Regions from separate parts of the Homo sapiens genome. Here region 2 is linked to region 1. Evidence: chromatin loops called from intact Hi-C (ENCODE). Cell type or tissue: heart left ventricle. All regions are shown on one strand.

Evidence for each region. Hi-C counts contacts between places; a loop is a spot of excess contacts. Peaks named below come from ENCODE experiments on the same cell type or tissue, not always from the same donor. Only the 100,000 strongest peaks of a DNase experiment are listed, where the experiment ranks them.
Region 2: it touches region 1 in a loop (2.3-fold over the local background); 14 of 110 quality-filtered maps call a loop at or near these places.

What each region holds. Positions count from the first base shown.
Region 1 is chr7:46,125,476-46,133,475 of GRCh38, reverse strand. No RefSeq gene overlaps it. Among named protein-coding and RNA genes, the nearest start is that of IGFBP3, 210 kb to the right of the region's middle. In heart left ventricle, a CTCF peak has its summit at 3,444; no DNase peak of the experiment used is centred here.
Region 2 is chr7:45,934,935-45,942,934 of GRCh38, reverse strand. LOC102723446 (a long non-coding RNA gene) reads right to left here and starts at 2,486. Exons shown (of 4, transcript NR_187744.1): 1 at 2,055-2,486. In heart left ventricle, a CTCF peak has its summit at 3,836 (motif pointing left); no DNase peak of the experiment used is centred here.

The sequences.
Region 1 (8,000 bases):
GAATGACAATCTTACTGCTTTAAAACCAACTTGGTGTAGTTGAGTTGTGAGCCAACATGCTAACTTTGAAGGGGCCTCCAAAGCCTTTGACGAGCCTAAATGGAAAATCCATCTTCTTCCCAGGCAGAGGCTATGCCACAGCCGTCCTGTATGTAAACCCTATTACCACGGAAAGAGCATTTTTGTGGCATATCGACTAAGAAAATAACCAGGCTGCTCTTTCTTGTGGTATTGGAGCTGAGGACGAGGAAGTCTTCCCAGCCCAACCCTCTTAAGCCAGTAGAGTGATTCTAGAGGAAGAGAAATCTAAGACTCGGCTCAAGTCAAACACAGTCAGACAGCAGGGACAGCCTAGGGCAGGACTCAAAGAAAAAATCAAGGGAAATATAGCATTTTCCACCACAAAAATATTTAGAACATAGCTATTTGATACCCTGACTGTTCTAAAGTTGTTTTTTTCAGGAGGACATTAAAGCACTATATGTTATCAAATTGTTTTGTAAAAGTGTGTTGCAATCTCAGAGAATATTGTAATATTAGCTTACAAATTGTCACAGAGCAGTCATCATACACTTAAAATTTTTTTGCCTTTCTTCAAAGTTCTACCCAGAGGAAGAACACTTCAAACACATTTCACTTCATGGCATTTCTTCTGTCTTTTCATTTGTTTGCGTCTCAGCTTACTTAGGATGTTTAACATCTTGGAATCATAAACCTTAACATAACCAATGCATAAAAGTCGCAGCCACTGACCCAGTGTGGAGAGCAAGTGAACTGTGCTGCCAGCTGTGGCCCCCGCCCATGCTGCCTTCATGCTTCAGGTACCTCCAGACCTCACTACAGTACTGACACAGTATCCCAGCTCTGTGCTGCTTTCTCAGGCTGCAGCCACAGGGGGAGTATGAACACACAAACATGCCGATGGAAATCTCCTGTTTGAAAGCCTTGCTCTTCACACAAGGTTCAACATTCCTGTGGACTCTGGGACAACTAATCCCCTAGGACTAGTTCTCTGCACTCTCTAATACCCGGGCTCCATGCTGCTCCAGCTCACAGCAGGACTCACTCTGCCAGAATGTGCTTCCCTGTTTCTGGGCACCTGCAGGGATGAAACACATTTTCTTCATCCCATCCAGACTGAACCAAGTCCGTTTCTTCTTCCTGCTCAGCACACATGGCTTGTCTCAACTGCATGGCCCAGCGTCCTCAGCAGCTCAGAATGGCCAGGCCACCAAGTCCTGGCAGGCCCAGAACTGCTCATCAGTGTGATGAGTTCACTCCACACTGGCCCATACAAAGTTCCCAGGTGATCTTCCTTGCCTTTCCCTTTCTGAGTGACAGAAACACCCAGGCAGTGGGTAAGCCACACATTGGAAATGAGACAGCAGCTGTCACCACAGGCCTCTGAGCAACCACATGAGGAATGACTGCCTCCCGAAATGCTAGCCTTGGACTAAGAGATAAACATACTTTTTGAATTTTAAGCAACCGAAAACTTGGGTTTATTTGTCCCCAACCCTAAATCATATCCCTCTCTGACTCCCCCAGACTAAGTGAAGTCCCTTTCTATATGTCTCTCTGGCCCTGAAGCTTTTGTTCATTGTGCACTCTAAAAATGTAGTGAAAGGTTTATTTCACTACATGGAATTATGTTTTTCTATATAAGTATTATTCTTGGAGCTATAAAGCCCCATAGAGATCTTTAACCTAATATCTAGCACAAAATAGGCACTCATTAAATATTTGTCGAATGAATGAGTAAATATTAAGCACTTATATTTGCAGTACCCCATCTAATTTTGTCAGCGATCTAGAGTAGCAGTTTCCACTATCCTTCTTACTACAAGTTGAGTATCCCCTGTGCAAAATGCTTGAGACTAGAAGTGTTTCAGATTTTGAGTTTTTTCAGATTTTGGAATATCTGCATTATATTTACTCCAATGAGCATTTCCTTTGAGCATCATCATGGTGCTTAAAATTTATTTTTAGATATTGAAGCACTTCAGATTTCAGATGTTCAGACTTGGGATGCTGAACCTGTACAGATAAGAAAGCAAGATGAATTACATAATTTGCCAAGGTCCAGGAGTAAAATAAATCAGTGCTAAGATTTCAACCCAAGACTAACTTTAATATACTATGGTCCTGGGATCACATTAAGGAATATTAATATTAACCAGACATCGCCTACAGTAAGTATAAAGAAAGAGCATTGCAAAAACCTAGAGGAAAAGAAAGGCATGACACAGTCAGGAACAGGGGAGATGTGAGAAGAAGCCACAGGTTGGGTTTTATGAAGGCTGGAATGAGCAAGGAAGATAGCTCAGCACCCAAACCAAAGTGCTTTGTTTTCAGTCTGGGGATTCCAGACTTCATTCTATGGGTGGGTGGGGAGGAGACAAGAGGGACTAGCCTATAGGCTTTTTAAGCGTGGTAATGAAGGATCCATCCATTCTGAATTTTAGGACAATGACTGGCAGCCAGTACAGGGACCAATAAGCAGGCAGAGGGTGGAGGCAGAAGGAACAGTGGAAAAGCTGGTGCGATAGTCCAGGGTCAAAGAGCAGTGAATCTGAAATCAGGCAGAAGAAAGGAGGGTGGAGCGAAGATGAAAGCGGGAACTTCCCCAAGTTCAGACAACATGATGTGGTGGCCGCGGAGAAGAGGGGAACACATGAGGAAGAGGCTGAATGCCACAGGAGTGGGGAGGAGGTGGTGGTGGCTTCTTCATGACACCCCTGTTCTGAGGACCTTAGAGTGAATGGAAGTGGGTTGACTGAGCCAGTCCCATTTGGTCTGAGTTTAACTTGCAGTTATGACCTGGGTCTTCAGAAGTCTTCCATACTACTTAGTAAATAAGCTGCCCACTCACTCCTATGCAGGCTGAAGCATTGTGATTGCTGGTTTGTTTTCAGAAAATATATGTCACTTAAGACAGTCTAAGCTAAACAAGTAAAAAGTTCATATGACCATGACCCAAATAACCAAAGCATAGAGCAATTAGCGACTCTAAACCATTTTCAGAAAATCATCCTCTGGAAAGACAATCACGTATCAAGAACAAAGTTGCAAGATGTCCTTGGGCTCAAGTGTGAAGACCACTATACACCTGAATGGCCAGATGGCTGTGAGTGTTCACTGAAGGACCCGTTTCCCCAGTTTTTCCTCAAGAACTCTAGAAACTAAAACTATGCATTTTGGGCAATATTTCTTCTCTTAAGACATCATGAGAATACAAATTACAATCCATTTTTATTAAATACCGCCTACTTTCCAGGAAATGGGATAAATGCTTGAGGAAAAGGGTACTTATCTATTGAAAATATATTTAATGTGTTTTTTTAACTGAACAGCTAGGAGAGTTTGGGGTTCAGGGAATGATGTCTTCCTCTTCCTCGGCCCACTTATCTCCTACTACAGGACCCTGTACCTCAGCAGCCAGTGCTGCCATCCACAGGTGTCTGCTGCAAACCTCAGGATCTTCATGGCCTCCACTGTGACTCCTCAAACCAGAAAATCCATATGCAGGCCTGATTGCTAAGATTTCTCCAAGCGTCCCGTCCCTTCCATTTCCCCTGCCACTGTTTCCACTGAGACCCTGGGCCTCCTGGTTTCAGACCCTCCACACTCAAGCCTCTTTTCTAGTCTCTGACTCTAAATTGGCCCCACTCCAACCCATCCCTCATCTTGCAGCCAAAATGATCTTTCTACAGCTCATTCCTCTGCTTAAAGAGAATTTGAATAATTCACAACAGCAACTCTTCTGCAGTATTGTTGGGATCTACAACCACTTCGCGAAATGATTTCCCATCACTTTAGTACAGCTGAAAAGTGAGATGCAGCAATGAGAAAGGATGCTCAGAACAGCACATTAATTAACCCAAGAACTGGAGACAATGCAAATGCTCATCAGCTCTACTGTAGAATGATAAGTAGCTTGTGATCCTTAGCACAGGGGCATGAGGTACAGTAGTGAATCTGAATGTCCCTCAGCTACAAAGTCCACAAGAATGAACCTCATATCCACACTGTTGAAACATGAGAATCAGAGGGACATGTGGAGCAGGATGTCATGTGGAATCATGAGGATGTCATGTTGAAACACGAGAATCAGAGGGACATGTGGAACAGAATGAACCTCATATCCACGCTGTTGAAATACGAGAATCAGAGGGACATGTGGAGCAGGATGTCATGTGGAATCATGAGGATGTCATGCTGAAACACGAGAATCAGAGGGACATGTGGAACAGAATGAACCTCATATCCACGCTGTTGAAACATGAGAATCAGAGGACATGTGGAGCAGGATGTCTCAACAACACAAAAGGCAAAACAATGTTATGCTTAGAGACCCGTGCATATGTGATAAAACTAAAATATCAAGGAAAGATAAACCCAAAATGTAGGAAGGGGGTAAGGAAAGTAATTGGGAAGAACTATGGATAGGCTCCCAAAAACTCTGCTAAGGCTATGCTTCTGAAACTAGACATTTGAACCATTGGTTTTCATCTTATTATTATTCCATAAATGGCATTAGTAGGTTTTACATAAATTTTCATGTCTATTTCATAAAAAATAATTTAAAATAAAATAGAAGATAAAAAAGAATTTCAGAGGGATTTCCCCCACCCCTCGGATGAAAGCAGAACTCCTCAGCATGGTCCCCGGGACTTCTGACGACCCCCTTCCTTGTCATCCTCCCATGGGACTGTCCATCTTGGAGCATTCTACTCTCTGCATCAGTTCCCTTAGGAAAGCCACTCCTTCTCATATACATTTGGTGAACTCTCACTAGACTTGGGGATCACTCCAAGATGGAGCCACTGCAGCAGTTGCCAACCCTGCCTGGTGCTCTGCAGGAGCAGGTATCTGTGCTTACTGTGGCCAGAGCCCTGAGCTCCCCTCATGCAGCCTCTCCCCGCCCCTGCCCTGCCTGGGAGCTGAGACCTCAGAGTTTCAGGACTCCATCTCATTCATTTCTAGAAGTAAAGTTGTCACTAGGAAGTCATGTGAGTCATGTGAGCTTTCCTCAGTGAAGGTTTAAGGGGGAAAAAACCAAAGAGGGACAGAAAAGGGGAGTATGGAGGGATAGAGAGAGAAGGAGAGAAGAAAGATTGATTAAATGTGAATCTTTGAATATAAATCTTAGCAACAAATAGTATTTTATCTGCATAATATTTAAAATTAAAAATGATCTATGTAAGAAACATGCAGATGCCAATCAAATACCAGGATCATTCTTTTCAAGAAATATGTTTCTGTATGATTTCTCTGTTAGCTATGGTAATACGTTAATATGTTATATTTAAATTTTTGCTTTCACACTTATTTCCTTACCTTTTAGACCTCTAATTAGCAGAGCATCTGGTAATTAAATTCACACTTGCATCATTCAACGATTCTTCAAAGCAACTGGTACACATTCATGTTGGCCAGTGTCCAGAGTTGAAGAAGAGGTGGACATCTGTAGAACTCCTGGTGCCAGAAGGGAATATAATTGAATTAACATGTTTCCTTTCTCCCAATTTCAAAGGTGCATTGTTCACTACTAATTTTTCCTGTGTTTTTTAAAGGTTATGTCTGCTTAAAATTGGAGGAGTTGATACAATGCAGAACTGTCTTAATTTTGATAATGAATAAAGTATTAAATAATAGAAGGGAATTAATACAATTCAAAGAGCAGCATGCGATGTGAGTCAAACCCACAAATTCATCTCCCTATTTTACACATGAGGAACAATGCGGCCCAATGAATGTCTCACCATCATCACCAAGCTCCTTTCTAATAGAGTGAGGACCAATTGTCTCTCAAGTCACAGTTTAATGCCAACTCCTTTCTATGATTCTAACTTACATAACAATGCTGCGAATAATAAAAAAATAATCAGCAGGTAGAGAACACACAGTGCCAGGGGCAGATTTGAAGCATTTAAGGCATGTGAATTCATCGGACAATCCTGCTGACCTGGGATGGAACACATTCATAATGTCCATGTTACAGTTGTGGGAACAGAGGTGTAGGGTGCATCAGTGCATTGCCCCAAATCCTACTGCTGGCGAGAGGCACCATCAGAATTGAACTCAGGTCTATGTGGCAGCCAGCCTGAACTCTTTCCTATGCAGGAACACAGTGCCTCCCTTACTGATACCGTGCACCTAGGCAAGGCCTCACTTCATCAGGGTGGCTTTCTCTGGGCTCCTGTAACCAGATTTTTTTTTTTTTGGTTGTGGGATGTTTTCAAAAATAGGTGAGAGCAAGAGGTTCAGACTTCTACGTGCAAACAAACAAATAAACAAGTGCTGATTCCATCTAGAAACCTCAAGCTAAAAGCAACATCATCTCTAAGGAATTCACTTTATAGGCATAAGGGAAAATGTGTCATCAGATAGCAGCAATGAAAAGGTGCAGCTGAAAAGGCCAGCCACACCTGTCATCTCTGCTTGCAAATAGATGTGCACATTTGAGATAAAAATAGGCCTCTGGAACCAAGGTTTTAAATGGCTGTACATTTGACGGCTAAGGAGAATCATTTGCATCTACCAGAGCCTGGCATAGTGGCAGAAACAGGAATGAATAATGGAATTGATGGAATGAATAAGTGAATGAATGAGAGTTGGAAAGAACCATAAAGACCATGTTATTTAATCCCTGCTTATGTGTTCTATTCCTTCCCCTGAGGTTTCTAACAAGCATCATAAATCTTGGCTTGAACTCTTCCAGGAACAGGGAGTTAGCTACTATCCAATGCAATGAAATTATTGTTAGAAATTTAAAATTGATGTAAAAGTCCCTCCCCAACTCTTTCTCCCTTCTTCCCTCTCATGCCTACTGACTCTTTACAGAGTAAGTTTGGCATGTATATGACATGGAGGCAATGGAATTATAAAGAGAGAGGAAAGGCTAGCTTTTCTTACCAGCATTAGAAGTCTTGGGTAAGCACAGAAATAATAGGCTTAGGTCAACTAACTAACTAACTAGTCTAATTAGTCAGGGCACGTTGTGAAAGTTCACACAGCCTCCATGGCAGGGTAAAGAAAGACACTTATCTTTTACAGCTGCAAGGTATCTTGCACTTGCACTGAAATTCAGACCTGGGATTTAATTGTAATGATAGCATTGCTGCAAACAGACCTGGATGCATGCTCTTGGCAGATATCCTATGCCAAGGTCTTCCTACTAGGAAGAGTTGGACTCCTGGGTCTAAAACAGGGACACTAGGTGGTTGACACTAAAAATCTTTCTAATTTTATGTTGATGTAAAGGTTTATGTATTAAAATGTATGGATATTAACTATCCAATTAAATGTGTTTTGGTAAATGTGTACACGTCTAACCCGTGTTCCTATCAAGATATAGAATATCTGTCTTCTCAGAAGGTTCTCACATGCCCTCTTCCAATCAATTCCCACCTCTCATAGGCAGCAAATCTTCTGGTGTCTATTACCATAACTTTTTTGTCTGTTCTTGATATTCATATAAATAGAATCATGAAGTTTCTGGCTTCTTTTACTCAGTGTGTTTTTGAGAATTATCCATGCCACCGCATGTATGAGTAGTTCATTTATTTTTATTGTGGAGTAATATCCTATGGGATGGATATACCACACAGTCACTTATCAATTTTCTTGTGGAACATTTGGTTTCATCAGGTTCGGGGTCATTATAAACAAAGCTCTTTGTTATTATACAACTATTTTTGAGAAAATGTATTTAAATTTTTCTTAGTAGAAATATCTAAGAGTAGAAGCACTATACCATAGAATTATATTTATAACTTTACAAGAAACCACCAGACCTTTTCTCAAAGTGGTTGTTCTATTTTATGTTCTCATCAGCAATGTAGGGGAGATCCAGTTGCTCCAAATCCTAAATCGGGCTTGCCAGACTTTTTAATTTTAGCCATTCTAAGGATGTAAGGCGGTATCCCACAGTGGTTTCAATGTACATTTCTCTGATGACTAATGACGCCAAACACATTTTCATACAACTTACCGAT
Region 2 (8,000 bases), 190 kb after region 1:
ATTCTTTGCAAAAACTAATAATAAAACTCAAAACCTCAGGCAAAACTGTTTAACAAGAGAGATGGCATAATCAATAACACAAATGAAAAAGAACACATTTGAGATCCTGTCCCCGTTAAGAAGACAACAAGGAGATATTGTAACCAACTTTTATGTCAATAAATACACAATTTAGTTGAAAAGAGTAATTTCAAGGGAAAATAACCTGCCAAAATTGACAAATGCAGGAAGAGAAAACACATATTCCTAAAACTTTTAAAGAAATCCAATCGGAAATTTAAAATGTTCTAACAAAGAAAACTCCAACTTCAGATGGTTCTACAGTGAATTCCAGAATATTTAAATGATCTAGCCTTACACTAACTCTTCTACAGTAAAAGAAAGAGAAGATATACTCCCTAACTCATTTTACCAGGCTAGAAAAACCTGAACAAAACTTTGTAAGACAACATTACAGCCAGTGATCAAAGTTAACATGCCGGTAATGACACTCTGATATAATATGTGAAGAGAAGTTCGCTTCTATGACATTTCCCTCTAAAATCTGTAAGCCCAGTCTAATTATGAGAAAATAACAGACAAGCCCAAATTGACAGCCATTCTTCAAAACACCTGATCATTACACTTTAAAAAATTAAAGTCATTAAAAAAGGAAAAACCATAAAACTATCACAGATTGGACGAGAATAAAGAAACATGATGGCCAAATGCAACAAGGTATACTAGATTGGGATCCCAGAACAGAAAAAATATCTTAGAGGAAAAAAATGCAGAAATCTGAATAAAGTCTGCAGTTAGTTAATGGCATTGTACCAATGTTAATCTCTTAACCTTTCTTTTTCTTTTTTTTTTTTTTTGAGATGAAGTCTTGCTCTGTCACCCAGGCTGGAGTGCAGTGGCGTGATCTCAGCTCATTGCAACCTCTCTCCCCTGGGTTGAAGCGATTCTCCTGTCTCAGCCTTTCAAGTAGCTGGGATTACAGGTGCGCATCACCATGCCCAGCTAATTTTTGTATTTTTAGTAGAGATGGGGTTTCACCATGTTGGCCAGGCTGGTCTCGAACTCCTGACCTCAGATGATCCACCTGCCTTGGCCTCCCAAAGTGCTGGGATTACAGGCATGAGCCACCACGCCTGGCCAATTTCTTAATCTTAATGTACCATGGTCATGTCAGATGAATGAGAGGAAGCTGAGTGAACGGTTATGTGAGAATTCTCTGTATATCTTTATAACTCTTCTAGAAATCTAACATTTCAAAATAAACATTTTTTAAAGAGTGAAGAGTAGTACAAGAAAGAAAAGTATGTAAACCCAAAAATCACACACTAAATAATTAGCAAACTTAATGTAGTAATATTCAAAGAAAGAGGAGGAAAAGGAGAAGGATGAGAAGCAGCAGGAGCAAGAAAACGAAAAGGGGAAGAAGAATAAAGACCAGGTTTGATCATGATCAGGAACACAGATTGGTTAAACATTAGGAGCAAAATCAATGTCATTCACAACATTAATAAACCAATGGTGAGTTCATTTGGTCATCTTTGTAGGTGCAGAGAAAAGTATGTGATACATTTCAACAGTCATGCTTTTCTTTAACTTAGCAAAATAGTAATAGATAATAATTTTATTAACCAGATAAAGGGTATCTACAGCCACAGAAAAAAATAAAATCTATAGCAAATATCAGACTTCAGAAAGAAATACTGAAAGCGTCCATTCAGGAACAAGATCTGTCCACGGTTAAGAGAGACGGCTTCTGGCAGAGACAGAAACCAAACCTCCATCCAACCCAGGGTTCTGACCGCAGTGCGCTCCAGTTCCACCTCCCTGCCCCAGTCCACTTGCCTTCAACTCCTTGCTTTTTACCTATGCCTTGTAAAACAATAAAAATGTAGCCTCGTGGTGTAATTAAAAATAAACAATTCAAGTGTTTGTTGGTTTGGGGTCATGTATAGGACGGAATGGCAACAGGAGGGGGTAAGAATATAAGCATAATTAAAATTAGGTTTAAATTCATTTTCATGAACTCCCACATCAGGAAGTAAAATTTTACATACGATTGTGTCAGGAATTGGTTCTTTCCGGTGGGTTCTTGGTCCGGCTGACTTCAAGCATGAAGCCACAGACCCTCGCGGTGAGTGTTACAGTTCTTAAAGATAGTGTGTCTGGAGTTTGTTCCTTCCAATGTTTAGATGTGTCTGGAATTTCTTCCTTCCGGTGGGTTTGTGGTCTTGCTGACTTCAGGAGTGAAGCTGCAGACTTTCGCAGTGAGTGTTACAGCTCTTAAACGTGGTGCTTCCGGAGTTGTTTCCTCCTTCCGGTGGGTTCGTGGTCTTGCTGACTTCAGGAGTGAAGCCACAGACCTTCGCAGTGAGCGTTACAGCTCATAAAGCTAGTGCGGACCCAAAGAGTGAGCAGCAGCAAGATTCATTGTGAACAGCGAAAGAACAAAGCTTCCACACCATGGAAGGGGACCTGAGCAGGTTGCTGCTGCTGGCCCGGGTGGCCAGCTTTTATTCCCTTATTTGGCCCCACCCACATCCTGCTGATTGGTCCATTTTACAGAGCGCTGATTGGTCTGTTTTACAGAGTGCTGATTGGTCTGTTTTTACAGAGTGCTGATTAGCGCATTTACAAACCTTTAGCTAGACACAGAGTGCTGATTGGCGCATTTTTACAAGTGCTGATTGGTGCATTTACAATCCTTTAGCTAGACACAGAGTGCTGATTGGTGTGTTTACAATCCTTTAGCTAGACAGAAAAGTTCTCCAAGTCACCACCTGACCCAGAATCCCAGCCGGCTTCACCTCTCACAATCATATGACCTTTCTGCTAAAAAAAATATAGTCATCTTATTTATTGCAGTAACCCTCTCAGAGCATACTAAGAAAACTTTGATCCCATAAATAGCAAAACCCACTGCCAATGAATGGGGGCAACCATGCTCTAATAAATCTTTGTTTACAAAAACGGGTAGCTGGATGTGGCCCCTGAGCAGCAGTTTGCTGACTCCTACTCTGAAGGGGATCGGTCCCCCCAGAGGGTGCTGCTGCCTCTCCACTGTAATTTGTTTTGCCCCGGCTCCTGCACCCCCTCGACCTGCAGAGGACGCAGGTGCGCTCCTGTTTCTCGCTGACAATTGCTCCTGGCTGAACCGTTCGTCTGTTAGTGGAGTCCCTCACCCATTACTGCTCGTTGCTGCTGCTCTGCCCTCCCACAGGGCCTCTCCCCTTCTTTCCTGGGTGAGTCTAGCTCCAGTGCCTCTGCCATTTTCTCCAAAACTCTGGCTACCTTAATTCTTGTCTACAAGTCTGTCCTATCCGACCTCCTTTTCTTCTTGACCTTCTTTTCTCCCAGGACCTTGTCCTGCACCCACCTCGGCCTTCCACTCCCAGACTTCCATGAGCAGTAACTCCAGCCCTGCCCTGACAGGGTCTCATCATGGACCCCACTCTCTGATTACCATGCCCTGGCTTTCCAGATCATTCTTTCAGCCCCATCAGCATATATGACACATTCATCTTACCACAGTCTGTTGCCCTAGACTTTTTGGTATCTTCTCTTTTCTCTGAGTGGAGCTTAAATTTCCTTTGCTTTCTGACATTTCCATTGCCAGAAGGAGCAGCCGCGAGGTTCTTGGGTTCCAAAAGGTGTAGTATGAAGAGGAAGCACGAGAAGCCTGAGTACTTACACCCGGGGCGCCTGGTCAGAGCATCACACCCAGGGCCTGTTGCACCTGAGAACTAGCCCAGGTTTCAGAAGAGAAAGTCCTGCTTTCTGACGTCCACAGGGCACAGGGGATCTGAAATCCCTCTCCTCCCGGCACCCCGCCCCCTGCTGCTCTCAGGCTGCAGGTGCATCCAGTGCCTGGGCGGGTCTCGGGAGCAATCCTGTACCCCAGCCTTCTCACCGCTTCCCGCCCTCCCAGCATCTGCTCTGGCCTGGCAGCTGTTCTGAACTTTCCCTTCCTCTATTTAAACACCTTTCACTCCCCTAGCATTCTGTGCAGACAACAACAGCAACATTGTCCACTCATTCTTTTTCCTCTGAACTGAGAACTGAGTGGTGCCTCCACTCAAAGAAATAAGCCCACCCGAGCTGACCGAGCTGACGGAGCCGGCCTCGGTGATGCACCGGTCGGCTGCTCTGTGGTTGGCAATGGCGAAACTGCTCCTCTTCCTTCCTGGAAAAGACCAAGCTTGAGATGAAAATGATTTATTTAGGCCCATGCCTGTCTTCCAGGTGATTACGAATTGTTCTACCGTGTGAGGATTTGCCGAGACACTTGGGGGCTCGCTTGGCAAGTGGACTTCTCTCACCTCTCAGTTACCCAGCCCTTTACCCACGCATGCATGTCTGGCGACATTGACTGGGCAGCAAGACAGCACAGTGAACTGTGTCTCCCGAATGATGCAGGGCAGTGTTCCTCCTACTGAACCTACAGCACAGACTTTTGTAGGGTGGGGCATCCAGAATCAATCCCGAGCTGGGTGCTGGCACTCTGGATTTTTAGGAACTCTTAGGTTTATTCTCAGTGAAGCTTCCTCTCACCCCAAGTCTTTTGCATCTTCAACTTTCACAAAAGACCTTTGAATTAATCAGACACTTCCCTTCCTCTGGTAGCCAGCAACCAGGTTTGAGATCCAGAAGGCACTTCCTGTTGTGTGCAAGTTTTACAAATATTCACCACACACAGCTCCCAATACACATACCACACAACACAACACACACCAAAAACACACACACATCTCACACATACAACACATATACAACACACAAAACACGGCACACAAACCACACACAGCTCACAACACACACCTCACACCCAACACAACAAAACACACATACTACAACACACACACACCACAACATACAACATACACCACAACACACACATTCTACGCATCCCATCCACACAACACCCATAGATCACCACAGCACACACAGCTCATAACCACATACCATACACACACAGTACACACAAAACACACACACCACCTTCCTCTGTGCTTCCTGCTTGCTAATAACCTTTCTTGCTTGCTTGCTCCTCACCATAAAATACTGAAGGTGGTAGAGACCCAAGAGTCTGCTGACTGCACCCATTCATTACACAACAAAGAAACCAGAGCATTTTAAGAGGGAATGACTTGTCCAGGGCCGCGCACCAGTTGCTAGGGGACCAGACATGAATCGGGCCCTCAGATCCTGGGGAGAACACAGAGGTTGGAGGCCATGTGGGCAGTGGGGGACATCACAAGGCTCCCAGCTTTTGTGGGACACTTGGCAGGTCTGCACCAAGTGCCACCGAGGCTGGGGACTGATTCTCTGAGCTGCCCTGGCAGGTTTGTCCAGAGGGGCTTGTCGTGGTTCAGCCTGATGCTGGGCTTTGGCTGACATGAGTAAGCTCGTCTTAAAAGCTCCCCTTAAAAGAGGAATCAAGATCATGTTGCACAATAGCCGGAGGCAAACGCCCTGCTGCTGTTTAGCAGATGCACGCCTGGGACTAAGAAAACAGCACAGCCCCATTCAGGGGATGGCAGTGCCTGCTGTTAACCACTCACCCTGGTTAGACAATCCCAGAGGGCTGGCCATGAGAGGGACTGATGTCACCCATTATTTGGTCCCTCAGCCTCAGGAGCATCCCAAGAACCTGTGGACCAGAGTGGTGTTGAGGGTCCCACTCTGGCTTCAGAGAGACGTGGGTCACATCTGGTTTTGCCTGTGACTCTGTGTGCAACCTTAGACCCTCCACACAACCCTGCAGCACTCCTGTCTCTCATCTGTGAAATCATGAACTTCTAGGAGGTCTGGGAAGATGCAGTGAGCAGTTCAAGTTCAATGGGAGCTTCATGTGCTGGGACGAGGACTAAGTGCTTGACATGGAGCCCTTCAGTTCATTGCTTAGTTTTGTTTTTTAATGTTTCCAAAAAAAGTTTAAAAAAAAAAAAGTAGCACAACAAGTGCCTGTGTGACCAGAACCCAGCCTGCAATTCATCAAACCTTCTGCCATGATGTCATTGTTTCATTACAATGTGTGGCACACCAGTTATATTCCTGGATGCCCTACATGACCCATTCCTCTCCTACCCTCCACAAAGGTGACCACCTTCCCAAAATTACTTTGCAGCTTTGACATGCATGTTCCCCTTCTTTGAAGACTTTGCATCTCTCCGTAACAACATAGACTATTGTTTTCCACCCCTACTGTCTTTGATATAATGAACATATTCAATAACTTGCTTTTCTTGCTTATTTGATGTTTCTCAAATGTACCCATTGTGATACCTATGCTGGTTCATTCCTCTTGTTTATGGCACAGTCTGCCAGTGTCTGAAGAGAGCTCTCTGCTTACTAAGGGATGCATGCTCTTGCAGACCATGCTGTACTGTGCATTCACTTGTGTGTCTCCTTACGTGTCTGCACTGGAACTTCCCTCGTGCATTCACTTGTGTGTCTCCTTACGTGTCTGCACTGGAACTTCCCTCAGTGTAGACTGAGTAGTGGGGTGGGTAGATCACAGCAGCTTGGGAATCTGCATCTTCACTAGGTTTTGCCTACTTGTTTTTATCAGTGTACTTGGGTCAGCCCAGGTCATTACTCCTTCACCTGCAATGTGGCACCACACACAATGCCATGAAGGCACAGCAGAAAGAGAAATCAACCAGAAGGCAGGAAACACAGGTCCATGGAGACATGGAGACGCAGAGTGGGAAGGCACTTTGGAGGAGGTTTAGAGTGACACTCCCAGCCTTTTACACTTTAAATTATAAATAGGAAATGCTAATATTTGTGAGAACACAAGAATAAACAAACAAGGATGACTGCAGCTGAAGGCAACTGGTCTCAGAGCTCTGGTCCCCTGACAGCCTGCACAAATAGACCAAGGGTGAATATACGAAAACACACTACATTGTACTGAATTGTACACTATAAAAGGATAAATTTTATAGTTTGTGAATTACATCTCAATTAAACAAACTGTAAAAATCTAGGCACACAAAATGAATCAACAGATAAGCTAAATTTCATATACATATATTTTAATTTGTAATTGAAAACCATCTCGGCCAGGCGCGGTGGCTCACGCCTGTAATCTCAACACTTTGGGAGGCCGAGGCAGGTGGATCACCTGAGGTCAGGAATTCAAGACCAGCCTGGCCAACATGGCGAAACCCCATCTCTAATAAAAATATAGAAATTAGCCGGGTGTGGTGACACACACCTGTAGTCCCAGCTACTCGGAAGGCTGAGGCAGGAGAATAGTTTGAACCTGGGAGGTGGAGGCTGCAGTAAGCCAAGATCACGCCACTGTACTCCTGGGTGACAGAGCAAGACTCTGTCTCTCAAAAAAGAGAAAGAAAGAAAACATCTCCATGTGATGATCAAGACATGGGTGGTCACTGGTTTCCAAGACCAGTGTCAGAAAAGAAAAAATGAGCTTAGTTCCAGGGAAGGGCTGCACAAGCTGCTTTGCACTTGAAGTACAAGTACAAATGGTGTGCCTTTAACTCACAGAGGGCCAATCTTGCCCACATCCCTTTATAAAATTCAATGACCAGTGTAGTAGCAACAGCCACCTATGCTTCAATGCAGCCAGCACTGTACTTCCACACGTGCAAGGGGGCTGTGAGCATGAAAAGAATGGTCTGGTTCCAGGTAAGATGGAGCAAGAACACTCCACCCTGTCTTTCCCATGGAATGCAGCAATAAAACTAGCATGAAATGCATGGAGCAGATATTTGAGGACTCTAATAAGGAAACAGTAGCAAGCAAATTGGGAAGGAAGACCAGAATTCTAAATCCTAAGCTACGTAAGTGGTAAATTTCCCATTTTTCCTCTGGTAGATCTCCTGACCCAGAGCTGAGGCACCTCCAAATCTAGAATTGGGCCCTGGAGCTCAGAGAAATTTCTAGGATAAATCCTCTGGTTCTAGCTTGAGAAACAAGAAAGAAGCTAATCCCTCAGAGACAGTAGAGGAAGTCCCCCACTTTTTCTTTTTGTT